Regions from separate parts of the Homo sapiens genome. Here region 1 is linked to region 2. A link is an interaction called in ENCODE POLR2A ChIA-PET data of the cell type or tissue named here. Cell type or tissue: CD4-positive, alpha-beta T cell. All regions are shown on one strand. Links, peaks and the distances in the headings refer to the core of each region. The heading gives the core; the rest is flanking DNA. Region 1 holds the start of LOC105370198 (a long non-coding RNA gene). Region 2 overlaps LOC105370198 (a long non-coding RNA gene).

The links. ChIA-PET counts read pairs that join two places held together with the same protein. Peaks named below come from ENCODE experiments on the same cell type or tissue, not always from the same donor. Only the 100,000 strongest peaks of a DNase experiment are listed, where the experiment ranks them.
Region 1: POLR2A ChIA-PET joins it to region 2 with 55 read pairs; 13 of 35 experiments call an interaction of 5 or more read pairs at or near these places.

Annotation. Positions count from the first base shown.
Region 1 is chr13:48,219,468-48,223,865 of GRCh38, reverse strand. It overlaps LOC105370198 (a long non-coding RNA gene), which reads left to right and starts at 1,557. Exons shown (of 6, transcript XR_007063792.1): 1 at 1,557-3,467. In CD4-positive, alpha-beta T cell, for the core only: no CTCF peak of the experiment used is centred there; DNase peaks (open chromatin) are centred at 1,305 and 2,315; H3K4me3 peaks cover 1,881 bases; H3K27ac peaks cover 3,663 bases.
Region 2 is chr13:48,154,387-48,158,784 of GRCh38, reverse strand. The region is part of intron 4 of LOC105370198 (a long non-coding RNA gene); the gene reads left to right. Among named protein-coding and RNA genes, the nearest start is that of MED4, 61 kb to the right of the region's middle. RefSeq lists an enhancer at 2,051-2,170. In CD4-positive, alpha-beta T cell, for the core only: no CTCF peak of the experiment used is centred there; DNase peaks (open chromatin) are centred at 2,094 and 2,734; H3K4me3 peaks cover 926 bases; H3K27ac peaks cover 1,877 bases.

The DNA.
Region 1 (4,398 bases), core at 186-4,185, 65 kb before region 2:
GCCCGGCTAATTTTTTGTATTTTCAGTAGAGACAGGGTTTCGCCATGTTGGTCAGGCTGGTCTTGAACTCCTGACCTCAGGTAATCCACCCACCTTGGCCTCCCAAAGTGCTGGGAAGATTTTTACTTTGAATCTGGTATAATCAACTTCCTTGTGCTTGGAATTATTGAATTACAGTGAGAACATATAACCAAGATAAATTCGTACTTTGAGTCAGAAAGCATCTAAAAAGACTGTTTCTGTATAATCTTTCATCTGCTTTTCCTCTGGCTTATTTTCAGAAAAGGGAGGAAAGGTTTGATTTATTAAAATTCCAGAGAACAAAGATACAAATATTTACATAAAAACTCCTTTTTGAATTTTTAAAGTTTTCCTTAGAGGAGGTTTTAGATAAAAATAAGCACAGTGTCAAGATATACCTTTGGAAGGCCAAGGGAAATTCAGCATGTTAAGTATACTATATTATACATAATATAGTATATTATATAAATATAGTATATTTATATGTAGAGAGAAACATGGAAGTTTCTCCTTGGGATACTTGGGTTTGGTTGATTGCACAGCATAAAAGCCCTGTAAATTCCATCTTAGAGAAAGTGCATGACCTAAAGCAGAAATAGCATGTTTAACTGCCATTTGCTTTAAGAGACCACACACAGAGGGGAAAAAAAATTATAAAAGAGAATCTGATCAGATGCTAAAAGATATACTAAGGAAGTAGTCTGCTTTTGGTTTCACCAGTGAAAATAGCTAAGGAATAGAAAATAGTCAGTACCTCCCTTCCCTTTCTAAACGCTCAGGGGGCCATTTTTTAGGCATAGAAGGATTAGAGGAATGAACACAATAAGACATTCCCTAAGAGAATAAAATTACATGGAACTGCAAATAAACCTCTACTCAACAGAAAAGAAACAAAAATCGCTAGTGTTTCAAGAAATACCCATACAGTCAGAAACTTCTTCAAGTAGTCTAGTCTCAGTTAAAGTCCAGTGAGTCACTAAATGAGGGGAATAATACCTCAGTGTAGCTATGCACTGTTAGTATTTGTCCCACTTGACTCTTTTAATGCCTTTGTCTTTAGTACTATGGGTCATACTATTGAGGGAGCCTGCTGTTTCATGTATATCTTAACTAGTTTTTCCTTTTTTTTGGCTTGATCCATTTTTAAACTTTGATATTCGTCTCTTTCTGAAAGTGAAACTACGTTTTGCAAGGAAAAAGGATACTCTTGGAGGCATAGTAAAACATTGCGTTATAGTCATTACTAAGAAATTGCACAACTATCATTCTGAGATACCAGCGCTAGTTTTGTTGTTTTTTGTTTTGAGGCTGATGGAGCCTTACTCTATTGCCCAGGCTGGAGTATGGTGACGCAATCTCGGCTCACTGCAACCTCCGCCTCCCGGGTTCAAGTGGTTCTCCTGCCTCAGCCTCCTGAGTAGCTGGGATCACAGGCACTTAACACCACGCCTGGCTAATTTCTATATTTTTAGCAGAGACGGGGTTTCACTATGTTGGCCAGGCTCAGACTCCTGACCTCAGGTGATCCGCCCACCTCTGCCTCCCAAAGTGCTGGGATTACAGGCGTGAGCCACCATGCCGGGCCCCCAGCGTTAGTTTTATGAAGAATTGGACTGTGTATAACAGAAACAAACACATACATACTGCAAACTTGGAGTCTTAATGGTATTTAATCAAAAGCAATTCAATTCACTGTTTAAAAACCTTTGCCACATTACCTATTCACTTTATAAAAATCACGTTCATCATCATGGAGATGAAAAAGGTTCCTTGTTAATGGCGAGTAAGTGGGTGGCTGCAGAAGACTGTGCAAAGATACAGACATAAAGGAAGAGAGAAATTGGGCAGAGAGGGCGTGGGGTATGGGAAGTAGAAGAAAGGACACATGTCATTAAGAACAAGTCGTTCTGTGAAACAGGAATTTGAACTAATAAATCCTGTTGTCTAATGGAATGCACCCAAGAAGAAAATAAACAGCTCAGTTGGTTGAAGACAGATTTCTAAGAAGTTTTTCTTATTGAGTACCCAAGGGAAAGCCAGTATTTCAGAAGCTCTGGTGTCCATGGTCAAATGGTATTTTCAAACAACTGTGGAGAGAAGTCAAGATGCATACACTTGGAGTCATTAAATAATGAGGAAGACAAGGTGGTGAGAAATCATTGCTAAACTGCAGTTCACCCCGTGCCTGCCAACAGATACAGAGCAGACAAGCTTGTGTTCCTGAGGTTACGCTGCTCTCATTTAGAGCACCACTAAGCCAAATGAAGAATATTACTTATATATAGCAGACTCTTCCTCAGGGAGGAACCCGAGGAAAGTCACAAAAAAAGTAGAGGAAGCCGAAAGAGTGTTTTTAGTCTCACACATCCTGTACTTTTTTTTCAGCTGCTATTTTGAAAGATAAACATTACATTTGTGGTTGAGTCGTCTTCCAGGTTAGAGAAAACAAAACAATATGGTTGTGAAAAGAAGAGGCCTGTGATGGAGCTAATGACCTTGGAAAGGCAGACTGCTTTCCTGGTTTTCAAAACAAAACAAACCAAAACAAACCATTTTTAAAAAGTGGTTGAACAACGGTAAAGCCCTTGCATCTATCTCCAGTGCCCCTAGGCCCCCAGCTGGTTCTAGAGTGACCTAGACACAAAGATGCTCTGTCCAGTGTGAGCAGAGGAATGGCATGCCGTCCCTGTATAGCCAATTCCACCTTCAGCTTTCATTCGATTGGCATTTTGTAGGCAGGAAGTTGTGTTCAACTCAGGTTTTATTGAAACTAGGGCATTTCTATATTCTTCTTAATTTGAAAATGAAAGCAAATTTTATTTAGGAAGCTAGTGGAGTTTTCTTGTGGGTTTGAAGGCAATCTCACTTTACCAATGGGTCAATTCCATAGATCCTTTTGTTTCCTATTAGATACCAAAAGTGGCTCCTACTTACTATATCCAAAACCCTGCTGTCATCACACAGGGCACCGCTAAAGCCTATAGTCAGCTGAGAGATCAGAGAATTTGAGAGGAAGAAACCAACCTATATGGCATTAGTAGAGCAGTGGGTGGAAATGCCTGCTGGTCTAGATATTATTGGGCCTCCTTGAGAAATTACTCAATATGACTGATAACATGTGTTGAAAGGTGTTGCAGAGTGGCTTCCTTTATACAGTCTACAGTGGAATTGACTTGTAATGGTGCCATTAGGTCGGAATTGGAAGACAGATAGGGATCCAGAAGACCCCAGATGCATGATTCTTAAACCTCCCAATAATAAAATATATTGTTGATTGGCATTGTGTTAGGATTCCTATGGCTGCTCTAACAAATTATCACAAATTTTGTGGCTTAAAACAACTGAAATTTATTCTCTCACAGTTCTGGAGGCAAGAAGTCCTAAATCAGTGTCACCAGGCAGAAATCAAGGTACTGGCAGAGCTGTCCTCCCTCCAGATGCTCCAGGTGAGAATCTGTTCTCTGCCTTTTCCAGTTTCTGACATTCTTTGGTTTGTGGCTTTATCACTTCATTCACTCCATCTTCAAATTTTTCTCTGCTCCTTCACATCATCCTCTCTCTCTCAATCTCTCTCTCTCTCTCTCTCTGTGTCTGTGTGTGTGTGTGTGTGTGTGTGAGAGAGAGAGAGAGAAAGAGAGAGAGAGAGAGATCTCCCTCTCCTTCTCTCTTATAAGGACATTTATAATGACATTTACAGCTCACTGGATAATCCTGGATAATCTCCCCATGTCAAGATTCTTAATCACATCTGCAAAGACCCTTCTTCTATGTAAGGTAATGTTTATAGTTTCTGGGGATTAGAACCTTATATCTTTGGGATCATCATTCAGCCTACTATAGGCATGCACTCTGTTCTCTCTCACATACATAGTAACACTCGATATATATACTAGGAGTCATCACTGGACGACTTGGAGAACACTAACTAATAAGTGCTTATTTTGAGCACCTGCTCTGTGCTGAGCTCTGTCCAAGTTGCAGCAACAAAACAAAGGAAGTGTGAAACACAACCTCTGCCTTGAAGTAAAAGACAAATATGGTTGGAAGAAAAGACTCATACACAAGTGACATAAATAGAAACTCTACAAAACAGAAGATAGTCATATAGTATAGATTATAAATGCTATGAGTTCAAATAAAGGAGATCTTTATTTAAAAAGAATAGAAAATATTAGCAATTTTAAAGCCTGCAGTTTTTCAGAGACAATCTACATTTTTCACTATTTGGGGAGTTCCATATAAAATTACTTGTAACACCTACAAGGCACAAGTGAATAAAAAACTGGATGATTAAATAACCTTAGTGGTATTATTGACTTTTGCAAAAGCTTGAAGCAGTATCTTATATCCAACTGGTCATCTTTGTTATTAATTATA
Region 2 (4,398 bases), core at 298-4,297:
GTTGGAGACAAGCCTGACTAACATGGTGAAACCCCGTCTCTACTAAAAATACAAAATTAGCCGGGCATGGTGGCACATGCCTGTAATCCCAGCTACTTGGGAGGCTGAGGCAGGAGAAGTGAGCCAAGATCATGCCATTGCACTCCAGCCTGGGCAACAAGAACGAAACTCTGTCTCAAAAAAAAAAAAAAAAGTAGAAGAACAGAGGGCTCTTGCTTGGGCTTGCTCAGAAAATCCCCACTTCAGAGGAGGGTGCAGCTGTCACTCCAGCTTCCTGGTTATGCATCCCTTGTCAAATTAACAGGAAGTTTAATTCTATTAAATATTAATCCTTGTCCTGAAGGCCTTGGTTGCTTTAGTAGAGAGAATTGAGGGTAGAAGGTGAAAGAAAAGAGAAAGGGAAAGAGCATGTAGAAGGCAAACAGAGGAAGAGAGATGAAGTCAGGGAGGATCAGAAGGTAGAGGGAAGAGAATATGAGGGAGAGGATGGCAGTTCAGCAGGTTAGTGGGGGAGTTTCTGATCTCACCACCTGCTCTTTGCCGATCAGCTCTCTTGCCACTGTTCCTGGCTCTGTCAGAGCTTTCATTCTTATTTTCTCGGAAAAAAATACATAATTACACAGTGAAGAAAGTCAGGTTAAAAATGGCATGTACAGTATGATTCCCTTTTATATTTATTTATTTATATATATATTTTGAGATGGAGTTTCACTCTTGTCTCCCAGGCTGGAGTGCAATGGCACGATCTCGGCTCACTGTAACCTCCTCCTCCTGGGTTCAAGCAATTCTCCTGCCTCAGCCTCTGGAGTACCTGGGATTACCGGCATCTGCCACCATGCCCTGCTAATTTTTGTATTTTTAGTAGAGACGGGGTTTCACCATGTCGGCCAGGCTGGTCTCAAACTCCTGATCTCAGGTGATCTGCCCACCTCGGCCTCCCAAAGTGCTGGTATTACACACGTGAGTCACTGCCCCCGGCCGATTCCCTTTTAAATACATGTTTGCATAAATATATTGAAAGCTATGAGTAAACATTTTCATTATTTTGGAATGGTAGAATTATGAATTCATTTTTATTTTCTTCTTTTTTGCTTATCTATATTTTCTATAATGAATATCTATGCATATAATAGTAAAGTTCAAGTTATATTAAAAGTGAGGGGAGGCCAGGCATGTTGGCTTATACTTGTGATCCCAGCACCTTGGGAGGCTGAGGCAGGAGGATCATTTGAGAGCAGCCTGCGCAACTTAGAGAGCTCTCCATCTCAAAAAATAATAATAATAATAAATTAATAAAATAGAAAGGAAAGGACAGAGTCAGAGGAAGAAAAATATGGAGTTGGGAGGAGAGCACAATGTTTTTTGAGGCACATGATGATCCAGATAATCTGTTGAACTATACATTTCCCAGAGTTAATTGACTGATCTTTGCATTCAGTAGCCATTTGACTACTATGTTCAGTGTTTTAGGGATTCTAATTTTTTTTTTTTTTTGAGATGGAGTCTGGCTCTGTCGCCCAGGCTGAAGTACAGTGGCGCGATCTTGGCTCACTGCAACCTCTGCCTCCCGGGTTCAAGCAATTCCCCTGCCTCAGCCTCCCGAGTAGCTGGGATTACAGGCACCCGCCACCACACTGGGCTAATTTTTGTATTTTAGTAAAGACGGAGCTTCACCATGTTGGTCAGGATGGTCTCGAACTCCTGACCTCATGATCCGCCCGCCTCGGCTTCCCAAAGTGCTGGGATTACAGGCGTGAACCACTGCACCTGGCCTTTAGGGGTTCTAATTCTTGTATCTTTAGAATTGTATTTTTAAACCAAAGGTGCACATGGGAATCAGCAGGGAAACTTTTTCAAAATGTCCTTGCTAGTGTTTTAGAATTTTGCTCCTGGTTTAGCTAAAACCAGGTTCTTGTCACATGACCAAGAAAATTAGGCACGTGGACACATTGAAGGGTGAATAGAGCAGGATTTTATTGGGTGAAAAGGGAAAAATGAAAAAAAACCTCAGCAAAGCGAAAACAGGCTCCCCACTTCACAGATTGAATCCCAGGGCTCCTCCCCCTGCCTGTGACTCCACCCTGCTCCCCCAGGGCTCATGTGGGCATGCTCAGACAAGGCCCTGGGCAAGTTCCTTCGTCTGCACAAAAACATCTGATGTAAACACCTGTGGGGAGGGTTAGAGATTCTCCGGGGACCCCTTTTTATCTGCCTTGGCGTTTGGCTGTCTCATTAGGGCCTTACCCTCAGAAGTTCTGATTCAGAATGCCTCGGTAGGGTCTGAGTAGGAGTCTTTCAAAAACCTTGTCTAAGTGTTTGGATATTCATCGTGGTGGAAAATTCCATGGTGTTTAAGATGATCCACTGAGGTACTCAAGGAAAATATTAGAACTTCTAATTTTATTTTCTATTGCATCCTCTAAAAAAATCTCTACTTATTTGGATGTTAGTATTGTACTGATATTGATATGACATGTATAACCTGCAAATAAATACATTTACATATTTGAGGGTATGCTGAAATGTTTTTCTTATAAGGATGTACAATCAAAAAATTAGGAAACAACTAATGGCTTCAGAAGATTCATTATAAGTGGGATAACTCGTGTGCAACTGAATTGAAAACTCTTCTCTGGGCTGAGGTAACAATAACCTAAGAAATTTCACACAACGGATGATGACTCATTGTGACCTACTTCATTTCCTGCTTATAGCTGTATTATTTTTTATTGGTCTTGTGTCACAATTTGTGGGTACATTACCTTCTCCATGTCAGCCACAGCTGTCTCCTTTGTAAATATACATGCACATACATGCAGATACATGCAGATATGACAGAGCTCAGCACTTGGGAACCACTCAAAGCCTTAAAGGCTGATCATTATTTTGCAGTTTTTACATGCTATACTCTCATAGCTGCTTTGAAAAAAATGAACTAGATTATCTTAAAAAGCAAAACAATTCTTGCCAGGCACTTGGCTCACGCCTGTAATCCCAGCACCTTGGGAGGCTGAGGTGGGCGGATCACAAGGTCAAGAGTTTGAGACCAGCCTGACCAACATAATGAAACCCCGTCTCTACTAAAAATACAAAAATTAGCTGGGTGTGGTGGCACACACCTGTAATCCCAGCTACTCAGGAGGCTGAAGCAGGAGAATCGAAGCAGGAGAATCGCTTGAACCCGGCAGGGGGAAGTTGCAGTAAGCTGAGATTGCGCCATTGCACTCCAGCCTGGGTAACAGAGAGAAACTCCATCTCAAAAAAAAAAAAAAAAAAAAATGTGAAACAATTTGCGATAATTAATAGTTTGTAACTAAAACATTGATTAAACAATAAAACAACAGAAAAAATTAAAGAGTGATAAGTAAATCTCCCAACTTCCAGGTGCAGATGGAGAACAAAACACACACACAGACACACACATCTGGCCTTCAGGGTTGCTATTGAGAAGTCTGATGCCATTCTGATTTGTCATCCTTTAGGTAGGACTTGTTTGCTCCTCCTCTTTGGAAGCCTGTAGCATCTGTTCTTTGTCCTCACTGTTTTGAGCTATCACACTGGTGTGCCTTAGTGTGGGTCTATTCTCTTTGTGCTGGCATTTGGCATTTTTTATCTTTCTGATAAAAAGGGAAGAAATGATAGCAACAACATTTTTTTTCAACTCCCCATAGCAACAATATTTTGAAAGCTAGAAAGTAAGAAGTGTGGCCAACAATACAACAGACCTAGGAAAACTGAATCCTAAGTCAGCAGTGAGGAAATTTGAGAAACCAACCAGAATCCCACAAAGGCTCAGGAATTGGCAGCGCCAGGTTCCTGGAAGTGATGTGGGGCCTCCTAAAACTAGGAGTGGTTCAAAGTCTGTTTAGGAAGCAGTTTGACTCTCAGGTCCCTCCCCTCTCTGCACAACCAGGCCGGTAGCCTGTCCGCACCGCAGAGTCTATAACAGAAGGTCCACAGATAGGAGGACACTGGGCAGAGATGAGGGCTGGGTGCTGTGCTGGAAACCGAGAAATTAAGTGGACAGACACTGAGACCCACTGCTCTTTCCCCAGTGAGCTCCCATGATGTGGTGGCCAGAATTATATCCTTTGAGCATGAGCCCGGAAGAGTCTTCTAAGGGGAATTTGATCTCCCCAAGAGTGAAAATTTAAAGGCAGTGCTGTGTGGGTCCTTTAGCCAGATAACCCAGCCAGAACGTGTCGTGGAGCCTCTGGCCAACAAGGCCCTATTGGTTCAAAATATCTACTCAGCTTTTTAGCTCCATTCTTAAATATTAACAGATAATCAAGGTTTAACAGGCACTGAGGAAAACCTCTCACATGAAAAACAGAGACCAAGATGAATAGGAAAAAGCAACTTCAAGGAAAGAGAGACTGTACAGGTTGAAGAAAATGT